Linked DNA regions of Homo sapiens: region 2 is linked to region 1. The links are chromatin loops, found by intact Hi-C in ENCODE. Cell type or tissue: ascending aorta. All regions are shown on one strand. Links, peaks and the distances in the headings refer to the core of each region. The heading gives the core; the rest is flanking DNA.

The links. Peaks named below come from ENCODE experiments on the same cell type or tissue, not always from the same donor. Only the 100,000 strongest peaks of a DNase experiment are listed, where the experiment ranks them.
Region 2: it touches region 1 in a loop (3.0-fold over the local background); 1 of 110 quality-filtered maps calls a loop at or near these places.

What each region holds. Positions count from the first base shown.
Region 1 is chr4:3,655,424-3,659,810 of GRCh38, forward strand. No RefSeq gene overlaps it. Among named protein-coding and RNA genes, the nearest start is that of LINC02171, 20 kb to the right of the region's middle. In ascending aorta, for the core only: no CTCF peak of the experiment used is centred there; DNase peaks (open chromatin) are centred at 2,678 and 3,208; H3K4me3 peaks cover 676 bases; H3K27ac peaks cover 2,063 bases.
Region 2 is chr4:3,745,858-3,750,244 of GRCh38, forward strand. No RefSeq gene overlaps it. Among named protein-coding and RNA genes, the nearest start is that of ADRA2C, 18 kb to the right of the region's middle. RefSeq lists enhancers at 50-1,249, 220-745, 3,349-3,849 and a silencer at 1,269-1,439. In ascending aorta, for the core only: a CTCF peak has its summit at 1,891 (motif pointing right); a DNase peak (open chromatin) is centred at 1,384; H3K27ac peaks cover 503 bases.

The DNA.
Region 1 (4,387 bases), core at 322-4,321:
GCCAAGGGTCTTCAGTCACCTGGAGCTGATCTTCCCTCCCTCCCCCAGGGCTGTCCCCCTCCCTCCCCCGGGGCTGATCCTCCCTCCCCAGGGTTGTCCCCCTCCCTCCCCTGAGGCTGATCCTCCCTCCCCCAGGGCTGATCCTCCCTCCCCTAAGGCTGATCCTCCCTCCCCTAAGGCTGATCCTCCCTCCCCCGGGGCTGATCCTCCCTCCCCAGGGTTGTCCCCCTCCCTCCCCTGAGGCTGATCCTCCCTTGTTGCACTTGTTCAGAGAAAAACTTCAGGCAAATTAAAGCTGATTGAGGAGGGAACGATTCTCAGCTGGGCAGCCCCTGGGGGCGGAATAGGTTCTGAGAGACTCCAGGGTGGCCCCGCGGTTGGATAGCATTTGCCCACAGAGATGGAGGTGACGTCCAGAAACAGCCGGCTTGGTTGCTGCAGGAGTGGGTCACGTCTGTACACCTGCAGTTAGGTACAGTTCACTACAGACCTAGAAACCTTTAGGCGGAACTCACAATACAGAAGGAGGCAGCTTTCTGCTAAGCTGAATGTAACACATTTATGATTGTTACCACAGAGCACCCATGCTCCTGACCCTGTGCCAGCATTTTATGTGAGAAAGAAAAGAAACTTTTAATCTGAGGAATGTGAGCTCCGTTAAATTATCAGGCCCAGAGAGGCATTAAAATGTGACAGCAGCCACGTCCCACTCCCCCTCGAGCTAGAGAACGACCTCTTGAATCTGCCAGCTGTATGGGCTCTAGGCTGACACCGGGTAGCCATAAAGTGCCTCCTGCTGGACCCTGTAACTCATCCTCTAGAATCAATGGTGACGGCCAATCACCGATCCATGCTGTCTCTTAAACCAATGAGAACTCCTGTCAGAGGACTTTGTATCCGCCCACTCCTTACCTGCTTTGCCTTTAAAACCTGCTTGTAACAAAGGCCGAGGTAGCACCCCCAATGTCCCAGCCACCGTCCTCAACCTTGACCCAAATAAACTCTCTCTGTTCATTGTGCCTCAGTTTCTTTCTTGTGATTGACAGTGGTCATTATCACAGAAGTCCTCACTCGATGTAGGGGCTACCAAAACCACATCCCTGCCGAGACCGTGAGCCCTGGGGCGCAGGCATCCTGCCCGTCACAGCCCACAGGTCCCTATTCTTTAAAATCGCCCATCCGTGCTTTCTGTCACTTACTCATTCACACCGCGATATTCATGGGGCACAGGTGTGCTGTGTCCCGCTCCAGGGTCTGGGGTTGTGACAACAATAAGGAAGATGAAACCGCAGTGCTGTGGACTCAGCATCGTTGGCGGGACCCCCAGGGCTTCCCTCATCCCTTCTGTGGGTCTGGCGCGTGGCAGGTGCATGTGTGCTGGTGGCCTATGCACTGTGAGCTGTGGCAGGACACCCTGCAGGGAGGGCCTGGCTCCTGGCCCAGGCCTGAGCCCCAGAGCCCCCTAGAAGGATGATCTCAAACTTCAGATGCTCAGGGCTGGCCAGGCCACACCTTTGTGTCTATGGATCTGTTTCCTCTTCATTTATTGCAAAAAAAAGGAAAAAATGCGAAGCCGAGGAATCCACTCCCCGCTCTGCCCAGAGGAAAGAAGACACAAAACAAAAGGCAGGAAAGCCTGCAGGTCGGGAGAGAAATGGCACCGAGTGTGGCCAATCAGCTTCCAGACAGTCTAAGGCCTCAGTGCTTCATAAAAATAAATTGGCTGTGCGTACTTGAAACAGGAGGTTTATGACACCCGGAAGCCAGTGCACTCTTTTTTCATGCAAATAAGGATGTCAAGTCTGCCTGTGCCCGGGGATGTGGGCTCCCTCCCTCCCCTGGTCCCCCTCTTCCCTCTCCCGCTCCCCCTCTCTGCACAGGTGCCTAATGGTAATATCTGGTGTTTACTGAGCACCTAAGTGGAGGCCCTGTGCTAAGGTGCTAAGGACTTTGCATGTTCTCAATCAATCCCCTCAGCAACTCCATGAGGATGGATACAACTATTCTCGTGCCATTTTACAGATCAGCGAAGTGAGGGCCCAAGGGGCAGAAGCACGGCCAGGAAGCAACGCGCCAACTCCAAGCCCAGGCGCTGGCTGGGGTCTGAGTGAGGAGGGGTCCGGCTCCCTCTCCCACCTCTCATGGGGGCTGCCTGGGGTGGGGGAAAGGCAGGGGCTTCACCCTCTGCCTGCAGGTCCACATTCAGGTGACCCTTGTCGCCTACCCACTGACTCCCTTTCTCTGGTTTTTCAAACATGAATACACACCATGCTGATGACAAACCCAGCCCCTGACACTTTGGTGAGAATAAGCTCGTTTTTCTTCCTAAGAGGAGACGACTGGAGGAAAATGTTGGCGTCTCCGTCGCTGACCCTCCGTCTCGCTGGTGGAGGATGTGAGGCTGGAAGAGGGAGAGGAAGTCGCCCCTAAACCAGGGATCTCTGACATGGCTTTGGGGATTTGTCCTGGCTTCTTCAAGTGTTTTTCCAAAATACTTAAAAATAACATTCTCTTAACTCAATGTAACTACGAAGTATGTGCGCCCTGGCCCTCTCGGGGAGTGCGTCATGAATTCCCCAGTGGTGAGGAGGTGTCAGAGCTCAGAACACACAGCGGCCGGGCCCCACAGGAGGCTGCCAACCCTGCACCAGAAAACAATCCCATGACATCCCTAGGGTGCAATGCCTTGCAATGCCTCACGCCTGGAGCACCCCCCCGCCCGCACACATACACAGCACCCCCTCTTCAGTCTCACACCAAGGCCTGGAGCGCCGAGCTCTGAGCCACGCCTTCCTCCACCGAGGAGCCGGCTGGGCGTCCTGGAACCCTGGCTCAGGCTTCTCCTGGCACAGCCCGTCTCCACCCGGCTGGGCCTGGCAGAGGGGCCCAGGGAGACCTGTCTCTGGTCCCCACTCCCCTGTGTGCTTCCTCTCTGACCCTCCTGGTGCCTCCCCTCCCCTGTGCCTGGCAGCCTCTCCCAGGGTCGCAGTGCCTGGGGCCTTCACTGTGGGACCAGCCTTGCTTTAGTCACTCTCGGCCGTCTTTCCTCTCCCTGGGCTCAGATTTCCTTGGGAGCTTCTCTAGCATTTTATTTTACCTTGCAGTTGTGTTTGCTTTCAGCAGGCTGCTTGTCCCTGTTTCAAAACAAGGAGGATACAAACCCCACAATCCAACCCGCTGGCACCCCGGCCAGCTCTCAGCAGCCCCAGGAAGCCCCGGGCTCCCTGCCAGGCTGGGGCTTTCTCCTGGCGTCTGCCCAACCTCACACGGCATGAGGCACCCTGGTCTCCAGCCCCCGGTCCCCTTCCCTTCCCCTAAAGGCTGTTCTGTTCCATCCTGCCCTGCTCCAGGCTCCAGCAGAGTTGCACACTTTGACATACACGACATGGGGGCCGCTAGACACACGGTGTCTGCAGATCTGACATCTCCCCACACACCCGCCCTCCAGCCTCGGGGACGTGGTCTCTCCTGCTGGGCCCTTCTGGTCTCTTCTGCTAACGGCCCCCAAGTCTGTCCTGGACCTTCTGTCCCTGTCCCCAGCCTTCCCTCCTCTCCTTTGTCTCTCTGCCCTGGCCCACAAGCTCCCTGAGTCCCCAGCCAGAAAGGGCTCTGGAGGATGTGCTGCTGCCAGAAAAGTGGGTCCCGATCCAGACCCCAACACGGGTTCTTAGATCTCACTCAGGAAAGAATTCAAGCGAGTCACAGAGCTCTGCGAAAGAGGCAAGTTGATTCGAAATGACTTCATTACAGAGTAGGGCGTCCTCCAAAAGCGGGAGGATGAAGGCAGCATCCTCCACTGGTGCTGCCATTTCGTAAGAAACCATCAGGAGCTCTAACTGAGCCTGGAACGTGCAGATGCTCTCACTCAACCGAGGACTGTCAGTGACCGTGCATCCTCCAGCCTCAGCCGCTAACTGTCCTCATCCCTGAGCACAGTGGCCTGCACTCTCAGGACATCTGGATGTCCTGCAGGCTTGCCAGGAGATGTCCTGTATGGCCATAAATATTCTGCAATTATCACTGGTGGTCAGCTTAGGATGTGGCTATTTTCAGAACACAAGCATTACCTTACAGGTGCCTTGTGAGTGCCTAGTTACACACTTCAAGATGGAGTCATTCTGGTCACGTTTTATTAAACCAGGGACCTGGTGAGCAGGGGTCCCACACCTCTCCCTGCTCCCTCTGAACGCCCCCCACCACACACTTGCTGCAGGGGCCACCTCTCTCCTGGACTCCAGCCCCTGCTATCTGCCTCTGCACCGACAGGCACATGCCCACCCACCTGACTGGATAGCATGGACCTCCCCGCTGGGACACGCAGCCACTCCCTTGGAGTCTGCAGCCAGCTCTCTGGGCTCACCTCCTCCCTTTGATCCCCCACAGGCCC
Region 2 (4,387 bases), core at 280-4,279, 90 kb after region 1:
TCTATAAGACTTCTAGAAGATATTGATAAGTGAAAGAAAGCACCACGCCAAACAACACAGTAGTACGCTGCCTGTTGCACGGAGTGTAGATACGACTGCCTGTCTTTACAAGCAGCAGCACAGGAAGAATAAACAAGACAACAATTAGATTAGCTTCCTGCAGGGAGTGGGGGAGGGGCGGGGAGGGATTCTCCAGGGAGGCAGCCCAGCACACCTTTTCTGCACTTCTGACTTGCAGAAGCATATTCGTGTTCTACATATTAAATCAGGAGGTATGAGAAAGGGAAAAATAAAATGGACAGAAAACGGGAAAAATGGGCAAATTACATCTCAAATGAAGAACACAGCCACAGTGGAAACCAAAAAGAAATGAAGAACTAATCCAAGAAGCCATGAACACGGTGTCTGTCCGGCAGCCTCAGGCAAGGTCAGAAGGTAAGCGGGGAGTGCGAACGGGCCCAGGGCAGCTTCTCTGGTGCATGAGTTTTACTCTTGTAGTGGAATGAACATGGCCACACTAAAGGCATCACAGGCGCTGGCACAGCCGTGCACACCAGGTCACACATCCACGTCACTGGAAGAAGAGACAGACCATCAGGAACGTGGAGGGCCAGGAAGAACCCCTCAGGCAGGGACTGCACGTCAGCGTGAGTCATGCTCTCAGAAACACGCATGCGTGCGTCATGCTCTCAGAAACACGCATGCGTGCGTCATGCTCTCAGAAACACGCATGCGTGCGTCATGCTCTCAGAAACACGCATGCGTGCGTCATGCTCTCAGAAACACGCATGCGTGAGTCATGCTCTCAGAAACACGCATGCGTGAGTCATGCTCTCAGAAACACGCATGCGTGAGTCATGCTCTCAGAAACACGCATGCGTGAGTCATGCTCTCAGAAACACGCATGCGTGAGTCATGCTCTCAGAAACACGCATGCGTGAGTCATGCTCTCAGAAACACGCATGCGTGCGTGAGCACGTGCAGACGCGTGTCCTCGTGTGCCTGTCTTTATGTCCGTGTGTGTGTGTGTGTGTGTGTGTGTGTCTCTGGGTGATGTGCCTGTGTGCATCTCTTAGGTCTGTCGGCTGAAAGGCTTAAAACCCTTCTATCTTTGACACTGGCACCCAGACCTTGCCACTGGCTCCCAGACCTTGGTTGCTAATATATTACCCATTATATACCCAGACCTTGGTTGCTAATATATTACCCATTATATACCCAGACCTTGGTTGCTAATATATTACCCATTATATTACCAGGGCTCCTCAGAGAAGTGGCTGATTTTAGGGCTGGTGCAAGAAAAGTACAAAAATAGCCTGGAACATCATGTTATGCCAGAAAGTAACGAGGCACACACACAGGCAAACAAAGGTGGCATGTCACAGACTCCAGAGCCAGCACGGAGGGGCGCCTTCTGACCAAATTTGGAACCATTTGAGCACCAAAATATGGAAGTACAGCAATGAATCACAAATCCTTGAAAAAAAAATGGGGATCCAAAAGAACATACTATAGTAGCTGACGGATGATTGATGGCCAGAGAGATAGAGATGATTGATAGGTCGATGATGTGTAGAAGATAGACAGGTAGGTACATGATAGGTAGATAGACAGATGATAGATATGTGACAGGTAGGTAGATAGGTAGGTAGATGGATTACACAGATAGCTGATTGATAGACGACAGATTGAGAAATAGATGGATAGATAGATAGGTAGGTGACTGATGGATGATAGGTGAGATGGAAGGGCTGTTGTTTCAGCGGAAGGCCAGCTGCTGACTGGTGAATGTCGGGGAAGTGCCGGGTTCCAAAGCTGACGTTCTGGCCGGCGTCGTTCACGGGACATTCCTCCAGGGGGAGCTCTGGTGAGGAGCAGACCGTGTCCATGCTGGTAAAGCGTCCCCCGCCCCGACCCCCGAGAGTGCCCCTGAGCTGGAAGGAAACACTGAGCGGTTGTCCAGCAGATCACTCCGCAGCTCCTCCATCAGAAACATCACCAGCATCAGAAACAACACCAGCAGTGAGAGGCGAATGGACATCCTGTGCCCAAGAAAGACACACACTCTTTCTTGTGGCGCTGAAGCCAAAAATGTGCAGGCTCCGTCCAGTCCCAGGAACTGCCAGACGACCCCAAATGAGGACCCATCTATTAAAAAAAAGCCCCGTGTTCTTCCCAAATGTCAGCAGTGTACATGACCAAAACCATGGAAATGTTCCAGATGAAAGAGAACCACAGAGACAAGACGCATCAATGCAACACCTGACCCCAGAGTGGCCCTGTGCTGGAGGACAAGAGCCGTGAAGGACATTCTGGGGTCAGCTGGGAACACGGGAACACAGCTGGGAGAGAGGACTGTGTTAGGATGCGGCTGTGATGGCAAGCTCGCATCCTAACACAGTTAGGGATGATGTGGGAAGAGCTGTCTGTCTCTAGGGTCTCTTTAAAGGCAAGGAGGTGTGATACATGCTTGCAACTTAATACCGAATGGTTCAGAAAAGTCACCCGCAGCGCACCAGCAAGCAAGCCAATGAGAAAATAAATGGGGCAGGCTGGGCGCAGTCATTAAGCCCAGGTGAAAGGTCTATGCTGTTCTTGTACTATTTTTATTTTTGTAGTTTTTCTGTTGTTTGAAATTATGTCCAAACAAAATGTTGAAAAAAACAACACAACGAAAACCCTGCTCTCCACCAAAGTGTCTAAGTGAGGCACACAGACATCGCATGCAAGCAAATCGCTGCTGTTTGCAAAAATCTTGCAAAGCGGCCAACTCATGCCCCCTACCTAGTTACCCCTCCAGGAACCCTTGAGATAAATGATGCAAGAACACCCCACCATCATAATAATAAAGCTTGTACAGTAATAACAATTATAATCTGCTGTAATAACGAACCCCCGTGTGTGCACACCACTTCACAGTTTATAAAGCATTTACCAGACTCCATCAGATCGTCACGGCAGCGAAGTGAAATGTGTGCTCTATAAATGATGCCTCAATAAAGTTGTCAAGTTTTTAAAGGGGAGTCTTGATACCTGTTTTGCCGGGCTGTGGTGAGGATGAAGTGAAATCAGAAAAGGACAAAGCTTTGGGAATTCTGAAGCAGCTTCTCAAACGGTGGTCTCTCGGCCCACCTGGATGGCAGTCCCCCAGGGAGCCTGTTGCTGTGCAGATTCCTGGGGGCTGTCCCCAAAGCTCCAGAGAGTCTGGGACCCTCCCTTGTAGCTCCCCTGGGGAAGCCAGACCAGAGTGCAGCTGCAGAAAGGGCAGGCAGAGGCAGGAGCCCAGCCCTGGTGCCTGGTGCCCTGGGTGGCTGGGCCCAGAGCTCAGAGCACTGCCCAGGGAGCATGGTGCCTCAAACTGAGCCCCGCCCTGGGTAGGGGGAGCTGCCCACACTGACCCTTCGCAGACTTTCTCCAGTGGGCGAGTGGAGTGGGCAGGCTGTGGCCCCTCATATCCCCTGGATGCCCGCCCGGTGGAGCTCGGCTATAGGCGATCCCTAACAAGCGCTCCAGGGCCCTTGCATTCCAGGTCGAGCTGGGCGGGGTGGCTGTGCTATCAGCGAGCCCCCAGAAGCTCGCTCAGAGGGAGTGCATTTGAGCCAGCACCCAGTTGCCACCTGAGATGCAGAAGGCTTTCCTTTTTCAAAATTAAAAACAATTTAATTGCGGTCAAATACACAGAACATAACATTTACCATCTAAACCAGTTCCGGAGTGTTCAGTACATCCACACTGTGTCCCACAGCCACCACCACCAAACCTCTCCAGGATGTTTTCAGTAAACCAGAAGATGTCCCCATTAAACAACTCCCGGGCCTCCCTGGCACCCACCCTTCTATTCTCTGTCTCTATGAATTTGACTGCTCTAGGAATCCCATGTAAGTGGAATTGGATAATGTTTGTCCTTCTGTGACTGGCTGATTTCGCTGAGCATGGTGTCCTCAAGGGTCATCCATGTTGTAGCCTGTGTCAGAATGTCCTTCCTCTTCAAGGCTGAATAATATTCTGTGGTATGGATGGACCACACTGTGTTTATCCATCACCTGATGACGGACATCTGGGTGGCTTCTGCCTTTCAGCTATTGCGTTGCAGTGGGAAAGCAGCCAGGGACAGCATTGTTCCTGAACAAACGTGTGCAGCTGCTTTACCAAACCAAGTGGCGGGCCCAGCAGTACCAGCGGCTTGGGGGTGGGAGATGCACCAGGACCAGGCAGAGGACCCAGAGGGTCTGATCCCCAAAGGCTGTGGCCCTGCATGTGTGCAGGAGGCAGGGAGATGCAAACAACAGACACAGGCTGTGCACTGCTGCCAGCTGCAGCAGCAGGGACAGAAGGGAAAAACCAAGATCTGCAAAGCCATCCGTGTCTCATGAAAAAGGGTGGCCCC